Linked DNA regions of Homo sapiens: regions 1 and 3 are each linked to region 2. A link is a contact called in ENCODE Hi-C data. All regions are on one chromosome and are shown on one strand. Each heading gives the region's core, a stretch centred on a gene start or an enhancer-like site at or near the end of the contact. The rest is flanking DNA. Distances are from core to core; before and after follow the strand shown.

Region 1 (3,478 bases), core at 640-3,139, 4.9 Mb after region 2:
CCGGCCTGGGCAACAGAGCGAGACTCCGTCTCAAAAAAAACAAAAAAAAAGAAACACATACATGAAAGTAAAAATACTGAATTCCAGCCAAGTACAACAAACTCAACAAACCAAACAGCACTTGTCCCAAGACTCCAAAGACTGTTCAACATCAACTAACTTATCAACAAATTACATTATCTGACTAAAGGAGAAAAAGTATGTGATCATCTCAACAGAATGCCAGAAAACCACCTGATAAAATCTCTACATAAACTGTTTCTACTCTACCAAAGAGAATAATGAGCAGAGGATATGTACAGAAAATTACATAAGAAGAAATCAAATGGCAAATAAAAATATTAAAATGTTCAATCTCACTAATAAGGAAAATAAAAATTAAAACAAACTATTAATTTGACCCACTAGTCTGGCAATTTTTTTAAAAAATGCCATCAAAATGTCATCAAAAGCTAGTTAAGAATCTCAGAAATAGGTATTCTTATATATATACTGTTTGGACTATAAATCTGTAAAGTCTCATTTGGAAAGCATTTGGTGGCATTCATAAGTTTTTAATAGCATAAACTTTGACCCAGGAATTTCAGTTCTCACACTCTCTCCCAACATAACTCTTGTAGGAGATATATACATAAAGGTGTTTGTATTGTAGTCACAACAATACAAAAAAACCTGCACACCCAAATATCAGAAAAATATAATACAATACCAGGCAGTCAGTAAAAATAACAAACCACGTATATAAAGAAGCCTATCACAACAATGCAGGTATTCAACAGCGGGAATAACACAATACAGCTTAAGTGTAGGAACTTAAAAACACGTATCTCACGAGGAGTGATTAAAAGAGGCCGCGTATCAAAATACTAATGGAGGGGCAAGAAAAGGGACTTGACGCTTTCCCTTTATTTCCTCATTGAATGAATTTAAAGTACCTATTCATTCATTTGTTTTCAAACAAATTATGAACTTTTTTAAAACGGCGTTCTCTTGGCAGACTGGTGGCGTATAAAGAACATGGCTTTTGTAGTCAGATATTTGGATTCAAACCTAGGAGCTATTAACAAACTCTGTGACCGTGGGTAAAGTTTAACTTCTTTGGGCCTCAATTTTCTTATCTCTAATGCGGAGTTAACCATATCTACGAAAAGGTGAAGACGAAGGGAGAAGTGTTTGGCTCGCAAGGGAAATGAAGGCTAGCTTCCAACTCGTATTCTTCCGGCAGAGTGAAACCATAGGAGTGGAAGGAGCCAAGAGTTTAAAAAATAAATTAAAAAAAAAGTGATCAGGAAATCCAGAAACTTGAAGTTCAAGATTCAAGACACGGATGGGAGTGTGGGGCTCACCAGGACTTAGGTAGGAACATGAACCTCAAGGACGGACGACCTTGAGATTGCCGCGCTAGCAGTGAGCTCCAGCCTGCGCCCCATCCCTCTGGAAGCCCGACTTCTTCCGAAAAAGCAGCAGCTCCAGGAAGCGGCCAGAGGGGCGCGCACGCACCTGCTGCAAGGAGCCCGAGACGCTGGAAGAGTCGGTACTCCTCCGCTTCCGGCGCTCGCTGCGCTCCACGCTGCTCCCGCCCCAACAGCTGCCGCCGCTCCCACCGCCGGTGACACTTCCACTAAAATTGGCGTTCCCACAGCAGCTGACGCTCCCGCAGCCCCCGGCGCTCCCGCAGCCGCTAGTGCTTCCACTGCTGCCGCTGGCCAACGCGGGTACGATGTCCGGGGCCGCGAGCGCTGCGGCCGCCTCCTGACTGCTACGTTTGCGCCGTTTCTCCCGGGAGGACTTTTTCCCCGTCATGATCCCTCTGCTGCAACCATCGGAGGAAAGTCCGCTGTCTCTGGTGCGACCGAAGCCCGACTCCTGCGGCCGTGGGCGGCAGGCACTGGCGTCGCAGGTTATGCGTCACTTCCGGCCGTGGCACAGAACGTGGTGAAGCGTTATGGGCCGGGGTGGCAGGGGGGTTGCCATAACCAGTTGCGCTTCCCCCTCCGGTCGCGGAGGTCGATTTGAGTGTGTAGCGGGTAGCCTGTCTAGTCAGAGTTTGTTTTGTTTTGTTTTTATATCTCTACAAAGGATAGAAGGTGGAACTTACGTCCTTTTAACTTCAAAACTTTTTATTGTTAGTGTTTTGTCTGTTTACAATAAGGTTGAAGTATAGTTGCTGATTCTCCATTTCCGTTTACCTCCAAATCTTAAGATATTAACAACGCTATGACAATAAAGAGAATAGGGAAAAGTTGTTCCATCTCATTTTCCTCATCACCTGGGCAAATTAGGTATTTCTTGCGTAGAGTCTGACATGGACAAGTAGAGCTTGAGTTCGTTTTTGAAAATTGAGAATGGGTCAAAGCTTTATGAGATTTTATGGGTGGATGTAATCTAAATAGAAGGCAGATTTTAAGACAAGGGAGCTAGAACACTTAAAACGTGAACCAAGGTCTTTGTCGTTTCAGCAGGGGCCTTTAGCCACTGAGGGAAAAAGGTAGAGCCTGGGGCAAAGCTAGCTGGGTGGTAGTAATTCTGTGCCTTTCCCTGGGGTAAGAAGCAATTAAAGAAGCTTCCCTTCTCTTTGTCTCCTATTTGTCTCAGTCATTCAACAACTACTTAAATGCCTAAAACCAGCCTAGGGTTAATAAATAGGGACACTTCCAGCCCTAGGAAAACTGTCTTCCCCCAGGCCCCACTCTTAAATTGGCCTTGTAAGGTAAATCCTGGGGCTGAGCCCACTGTGTTCCCAGGAGTTCCGTTAAGTATCACACTCATTGGAGTCATACCTGAAAGGATTGAGAGTGTTGTGTTCACAGATAGGAAAAACACATAAAATTAATAACATGTTACATTTATAAACCTGTTATGAATTGTGTCCCTGAAACCATCATAATTTTAATAAAACTAAATTGCTAGATTTTTTCTTTTTTCTTTTTTTTTTTTTTGAGACGGAGTTTCACTCTCGTTGCCCAGGCTGGAGTGCAATGGCACAATCTCGGCTCACTGCAACCTCCGCCTCCCGGGTTCAAGCATTTCTCCTGCCTCAGCCTCCTGAGTAGCTGGGACTACAGGCATGCGCCACCATGCAGGGCTAATTTTGTATTTTTAGTAGACAAGGGGTTTCTCCATGTTGGTCAGGCTGGTCTCGAACTCCCGACCTCAGGTGATCCACCCGCCTCAGCCTCCCAAAGTGCTGGGATTACAGGCGTGAGCCATCGTGCCCTGCCAAATTGCTGGATTTGTGACAAAAGATAAGCTTTTAGTAGAAGCATAGCTAAACGTTAACCAACTTTTCCTATAGCCCACTTCCTTATAGCTGCTTATTGCTTTATAGATATCTTTGACTCGGTTAAGAAATCTCAAGTTTTCCATTTTGAGATATTTACCAGATTCTGTACTCCAATGGTGTTACAGAAGTTAAGAAATTATTTTAGGCAGATAGAGAGGTAAAGGGGTCTTTGGGAAGTTTTTTTTCTTTTAAAGC
Region 2 (3,319 bases), core at 820-3,319:
GAATAATATTAACTAGAGTAATAAATATTTTTATATAGACAATAATATTAAGAACTATATTCATACAGTTACCGGTCACAGTGGCTAAACTTTTGCTGATACGGATAAACCACTGTTAAAAAAAACAACAACCAGGGTCTTGTCAATGTTTCAAAATGAATTAAAATCAAATCCAGCAACAGGCCCTGAAATCCTTTATAAGCTCCTTTGACTAAATTAAAAAAATTAACTTGCATAATATGAAAAGTAAAAAATAAAATGTGCATTTATCCTATAGATTATAAATTTTTGCTAATAGAAATTGAGACACTAAATTAAACACTGATAGTTTTAACAGGTTTATATTTCCATGTCAAAGAGACAATTAACATTGCAGTAAAAAAATAATTACCCCTCCGCTGGCCTTTGCTTTTTGAAGCTATATATTCCTGGCGAAGCATACCACAAGGACGGTCATAAAAGTGAAGCCTCATTAAATTACTTTTAGACTTATTACACAAGTTTTAATTAGCATTGTACATATTTTAACTGTACATATATTCTTTCAGTTTTCCTGGTTATAGGAAATTACACTGGCTGTGTCAACATTTGTCAATGTGAGGACAAAACTACCTTGGATTCTGTTTTTCAAGAAGTAGGCCTCATTTTTAAACTGTGCTAACTGTCGTCTGAGATGACTAAAATACTATCAGTTGGGATTTCTCAGGAACAGTTCTACAGTTCTGTCGTTTGCTAAACATACGAGCATTGTCCCGAGCAGTTTCAATCACTCAGGCCGCCGGACCTCTACCTCTAACTCACAAAGAAAGCCCATTTCCCTGTTGGCTGCAAAACTCCCCCAAGAAGCAAGTGCTTGCTCCTCGCAGCAGTAACTGATCCTACGATCCTTGTTAGCATTTCAGGAAGTCGCTGCCTGCGTGCCCCGTATCTCACGGGTCCTCCACTCTCCTGGAAGGTGGGAGAGGGTGACCCCGCCGGGAGGCTGGGGAGAAAAAAGGCCGCCTCCAGAAAACTTAGATGGTTAGCAATAATTCTCCCCAAGGAGAAAGAAAGTGTGCTTGAAATACACCTTTCCTACTGTGTGTGTGTGTGTGTGTGTGTGTGTGTGTGTGTGTGTGTGTGTGTCTTAGTCATTCCCACCCAGGATATTCGGGACTCACTGACTTCTGAGGTGGGTTTAGAAGCTCTGTTCGCCTCAGTTTCCCACGATTGAGGGGCTGTGTGAAGGGAGGTCCAGGTTCAATGGTACTGCGAGAACCACATGTCTAAGTCGTTGTAACCCGAATGGGGAAGCCTCCACCGGCGGTTATCTCCTCCTCCTCCTAGCCTGGGCTAGAGACGAATTATCTGTTTACGAAATCACACCAAACAAAACAAGTGCCGAATGCGCCCCGGACTTTTCGAGGGCCTTTCCTACCTGGTCTTCTAGGAAGCGGCTGCTGCCCTAGACGCTGGCTCCTCAGTAGCATCAGCACGAGGGCCACAGCGGCGGGCGCCCCTGGCGCTGCCCACTCCCCCGTGAGCCGCGGGATGTGAACCACGAAAACCCTCACTCGCGGCGGGCCGCACGCGCGCCGAATCCGGAGGGTCACCAAGAACCTGCGCACCATGTTCTCGCCGCCTCCAGGGCCGAGCTCGGCAGCCGCTGCGCCGCCCTTTGGCACCAGAGGTGAGCAGCGCCACTCCTGCCCCCTTAACTGCAGACTGGGACCCACGCACCGCCCCCTGCCCATCTCCGCCCCGCAGGCGCGCACCCGCCTTCCCTGAGCGCGCCCGCCCCCCACCTTCACCCCCACCCCCACCCCACCCCCACTCCCACCCGGACCTCCAAGATCTCGGAACGGCTCTGAGCCCTGCGCACGCGGGAAGGGCTGCCGGAGGCGCCCGTAGGGAGGCGCGCGCGCGGGCGGCTCAGGGCCCGCGTTCCTCTCCCTCCCGCCTACCGCCACTTTCCCGCCCTGTGTGCGCCCCCACCCCCACCACCATCTTCCCACCCTCAGCGCGGGCGCCCCGCGGTGACGGCCCAGGGGCCGGACGCCTGGAACGCAACTCCAGGCAGCTCGCCCCCTAGCTACATCCGTCACCTGACACGGCCCTACCAGGAACAGCCGCGCTCCCGCGGATTCTGGTGCTGCTCGCGTCCCCGCTCCCCTATTCCCCTTATTTTATTCCTGGCTCCCCTCGTCGAAAGTCTTCCATTCTTCAAACTAGATTATTTAAAAATGAAAAAGGAAGAAAGGAAAGCGAGGTCATCTCATTGCTCTATCCGCCAATCAGGAGGCTGAATGTCAGTTTTGAACTAAAAGCCGCTCCGCTCCTCTTCTAGATTTGGAAAACAAGCGAAATTAAACTAAACCGCTGCACGCCTCTGACGCGACATCTGGACACGGCGCGGCGCTGGCGCTGCCGGAGCTGTCGACCCGGCCTGGCGCCGGACTAGGTAGGTGGAGTCGCACCCGGGGGTCCCAGCTGGGTCCGGGCGCCCATTCCCCTCCCAGCTGCCCGCGTCGCCGAGGGCGCCTGGCTGGGACAAGCACCGAGTCCTTTGTGTCTAGCCCATTTTTATTTTCGGTTTTAACCTTCACGACAGCCGCGGAGCATCTGAGCGCTTCTTCCTCTTTCCTCTTCCCCCGCGCTCCCCTCCCCTGCTGGCCGCTCCCCTCCTGTCGCCGCGTCCTCGCGTAGAATGGTTGTCTTGGCGACCGTTGGCCGCTGCCGCCTCCACGCTCTGCCCCGCGCCCAGACACCCCGACTCCCCTTGATCCCGCCGCCTGACTCCTCGGCGTACGTTCTCTCTCCGGTCTCCCCCTCCATGTCCCCTCCTCCCCTTTTCTTCCACATCACCGATCCTTTCTGGACTCTCTCCCTTCCTCCTTTCCAGCTGGGAGACAGGAAAAGCGGTCCTGTTTGGGAACAGTAAAAGCAGGGCAAGGAAAGGAAGGAGCGGCAGAAAGGAGGGGTGAGTCGAGGACACAGGGGCAGCCGGAGAATGCGGAGGAGCCGGGTCCTGAGCGCGGTCTAAGCGAGGCTCGGCTCTCGTCCAGGAACTCGGACGCGGGCTCGCCGGCTCTCCGCGCGCGGGAAGTCGAGCCCAGGACGCCGCCTTCAGGCCGGCGCGCTGACCCGGTGCCCCGACCCGGAGCCTGCGGTCTGCCTGGATCCGTCCTAAACCTCGCGGGCTGGACCCGCGGCCTGAGTGGGTGGGTGTGTGCCAGAGGATTCGGGACTAGGCCCAGCTCCGGGAACCTGGAAATGTGGCCCGCTTCTCAGTGGCTTCCTGTTCATGCGCTTGGGCCTAGTGGCCTAGTTGAAGAAGTGG
Region 3 (3,419 bases), core at 783-3,282, 5.0 Mb after region 2:
CCTGGTAAGCACAACCACTCCAGTGATTAAACCCTTGTCAAACTAGTACAGTCCCAAAAGTTTAATGACAGGATTCCATTATTAAAACAGGCATCCTTGATTATACTCCTTACTGCAATGGTTATATTCTACTGGGCTTATGCTTCTACTGGATTCAATTTTAAAGGCAAAAACTTAATAACTGTACTCAAACAAAAAGTTCCATATTAGTATTACTAAGTAGTTTTGGATATTATAGAATTTTAGAGTTAGATCTTTAGAGATCATCTCATTCAATTCAATACAGGAATTTGCTCTATACTATCCCTAGCCTAGTGGACCATCTTGTGTTGATTATACTACTTCAAAAGCCTCCAAGCAAACCCACTTCTACACTTATCCCTTCTCAATCTATTCTCTACCATCAGCTAGCAGAAACTTCTCAACACGGAAATCAGATCATGTTGCTCCCTGCTTGAAACTATTTGAAGGCTTCCATCTGCAAACTCCATAACCTGGCTCTTGCCAGCCTCAAAACCTGCCCTCACCTCACAGCTAATTCCCTCCTGTTTGCTCCTCCAGCTGCCTGGAATGCTCTTCCAATTCAATCCTCCCTATTTGCTCTTCCACGACCAGCTCCATCCATCTCATGCTTCAAATGTCAACTTTAAACAAACAACTCCTCAGAGAGGCTTCCTTTAATATATCTCTCCACCTAATTAACTGTATGTTTTCTTCACATGCCAGTTTTTAATTATTTATTGGCTTGTTTTTTAATCTATCTTCCCCATCAGACTGTAAGAAAGCTCCAGAAACACTGGCAACTTGTCTGTCTTTATTCCTCTCCAGTATCCCAAACAAAGAGGAGGCACTCAACAGTTATCAACTGAATTTATGGATGGTGACTCAAATTCTAAAATCTCTAGCAGTGGGAGACCTACTAAATAACAAAATAACTAACCTCAATTTTTCTTTCTCTGAACTGCAATCTGTCTTCTAGGTCTTAAATATCCTGTTACAACCAGCCAAATCAGGGCTGAACCCGTGAACTCGATCAGGACTGATTCCTAACCTTTTTCTTCTTTTTTTTTTTGGTTCGTGAACCCTTCTGATAAATCCTTTGAAGGCAATGGATGCTGCTTCTCCTCAAGAAACAGCACATGCACAGAAACAAAACATCCGAGAGGTTTCACTCCCTCAGGACCAGCACAGACCACAGACTAAAATTCTAACCTGGACGAAAAGAGGATTCACCAGTGCAATTTTTGAGAACTAAAGTCTTCAAAAATTAAATTTTACAGAAGACTACAGAGCATCTTCTTCGAAAAAAAAAAAAAAAGAGGACATTTCAGATGCCTTCAAACTACCTCACTTCGGAGGGTGCAACTGCAATCAGTAAATTTTCAAGTCTAAAAGAAACTTGGGAGATCATCGTCCAAAAACTGAAGGCCCAAAAGGTAGGAGACTCGTCTGTGGTCAAGTTAGCACAACAAGGCAGGTCTTTGGTCCCCCAACCCTGTGCTCTTTCCACTTAAATCCCGATGGTTTCTTACAGAGTTCTAATAGTCTGAGAATTGGAAGGGAGCGGAGAGCAGAGGGAAGGCTGGGGGGAGAGAGAGACGGCAGGACTGACAGGGAAGGGTCACTCTCCTTCCACTCTCCGGGAAGCGTGCAACACAGCCGGGGCAACCCGACTCCCAGCGCTCACCTGTCTGGGGCCCAGAGGCGGGTGGTGCGGTCTCGGGACACGGACACAAAGGCTCCCGGCGGATAGGCGCAGCACACCAGGCCCCGTACGTCCAGCTCGTGGCCCCGGAGCGAGCAGCTCAGCCGGTACCTGGTTGCGCCGCTCGTCATGGCCAGTGTCTGTCTGGCGCCCGGTGCCCAGGCACTGTGCGAGACCAGTCCGCAGGGGCGACTCGGAGAGCGCCGGGCCGCGGCGGGAGAAGAGCCTGCAGGTAAGGGGCGGCCGGAGACCGGAAGAGCCCGAGAGCCGGTACGGAAGGGCGGCTGGGAAGGGGCGCGCCGAGCGGGCCGAGTGACACAGCAAGCCTGACAGGCACTCCGGAATTCATCATCGGCCTCAGCCCTCCATGACGCAGAGTGTGTGCGTCCCAACCGCCGACGCCGATGCGGAGCTGAGCTGGCTTTCCTCCAGGGCTCTGGACTCCCTGCTGAGCAAGAGAGAAAGAGGCCCGCCCTTCCACCAGGACGCCTGACCCTGGGGTCCTTCCCAAACCCGGGTCTCTTCCGACTCCGGGCCCAACAGTTTGTGGTAAATCGGGAAGCGGGCCGGGACTACAATTCCCATAATGCCGCGCCAGCTGGCGTGGACATCCGGCGCGCCGAATCCGGATATTTTAAACCTGAGTCTTTCGCGCTGGGCATGGCGGAATGGCTGAGTGAGGTTGTTTGGTGTCTACTGTTAGGTCATCCTCACTGCTTTTCCCTGAGAATCTCGAGGTTTTTGCAAGTTAACCTTGTTTTTCAATTAAAACGAGAAAGCTTGAGGCCAAATTGGGAACTATTAATCATTGAACTATTCCTCCGTTTCAAGTTATCTGAATCTCCTACTCTCTGTTGTCAAATTTAGCAAATACGGTGGTCCAAGTCAATTTTTTAAAGGTATAACTACTTTTCTCTGGCGGCTTGTTAAAATGTAGATTCTGATTCAGTAGGTCTGAGTTAGAGCTGAGATACGTATTTTTAACAACCCCGCCGCCCACCCACCCGTGGTGCTACTTGCTAGTCATTATCAGACCTTATTGAGTGCCAGGGTAAACATGACCTGTCTCCTTACTTTGTTTTCTTCCCATCCGCTATTCTCTCGCATCCAACTACACTTTTCCACAAACCTTTCTAAATTGCTAAGCCCAATTCACACTTTTCTGACTTCTCCCTTCCTAAAACTCCTACTCTAGGTTTGGAATCACTTTTCCCCTGGTTTGGGAGATCATTCTTGAAATGCTGACTTTTGATACTTCTTTGCTATCATATCCCCTCCCTGGGTGGATTATTTACTACTTGGCTTATTTCTAGAGCTGTATTCCCATATTGTCTTCTCCAAACTCTAGATCTGTATTTCTAGCTATCTGTTAGAAATCTGTACCAATTAGTCCTACTTAAATTATTTCAACATTTCTCTGGCCTTTCTACCCCTTCTCTCCAGCCAATCCTACACATTAAAATATAATTATCTTTCTGAAATATACACTTAATTGTTTTTTCTCTGTTTGACAACCTGTGATGGCTTTCCATTATTTTTTTTTTTTTTTTTTTTTTTTTTTTTTTTTTTTTTTTGAGACGGAGTGTCGCTCTGCTGCCAGGCTGAGTGCAGTGGCGCGATCTCGGCTCACTGCAACCCTCGCCTCCCGGGTTCAAGCGATTCCTGCCTCAGCCTCCCGAGTAGCTGGGACTACAGGAGCGCGCCACCATGCCCA

The links. Hi-C counts contacts between places; a loop is a spot of excess contacts on that map. Pooled maps may share reads with other maps.
Region 1: a loop to region 2 is called in a pooled map, with 12 times the contacts of the local background. The contact joins the promoter of CAAP1 here to the promoter of CDKN2B-AS1 in region 2. A Hi-C loop is called at or near these places in 2 of 37 single-sample maps with no recorded cell type and 6 of 50 pooled maps.
Region 3: a loop to region 2 is called in a pooled map, with 13 times the contacts of the local background. The contact joins the promoter of PLAA here to the promoter of CDKN2B-AS1 in region 2. A Hi-C loop is called at or near these places in 1 of 168 maps with a recorded cell type or tissue (B cell), 2 of 37 single-sample maps with no recorded cell type and 9 of 50 pooled maps.

What each region holds. Positions count from the first base shown.
Region 1 is chr9:26,890,913-26,894,390 of GRCh38, forward strand. CAAP1 (caspase activity and apoptosis inhibitor 1) reads right to left here and starts at 1,890. Exons shown (of 6, transcript NM_024828.4): 1 at 1,501-1,890. The coding sequence starts at 1,803. RefSeq lists enhancers at 1,289-1,868, 1,440-1,619, 1,700-1,919, 1,869-2,448, 2,050-2,119.
Region 2 is chr9:21,992,722-21,996,040 of GRCh38, forward strand. It overlaps CDKN2B-AS1 (CDKN2B and CDKN2A antisense cis and trans regulatory RNA 1), which reads left to right and starts at 2,070. Exons shown (of 19, transcript NR_003529.4): 1 at 2,070-2,440. LOC124902130 (a long non-coding RNA gene) reads right to left here and starts at 1,307. Exons shown (of 2, transcript XR_007061436.1): 1 at 1,165-1,307. It also overlaps a transcript of CDKN2A not described here. RefSeq lists silencers at 1,744-2,003, 2,324-2,523.
Region 3 is chr9:26,945,210-26,948,628 of GRCh38, forward strand. PLAA (phospholipase A2 activating protein) reads right to left here and starts at 2,033. Exons shown (of 14, transcript NM_001031689.3): 1 at 1,688-2,033. The coding sequence starts at 1,836. It also overlaps a transcript of IFT74 not described here. RefSeq lists enhancers at 1,108-1,783, 1,527-1,786, 1,784-2,457, 2,047-2,356.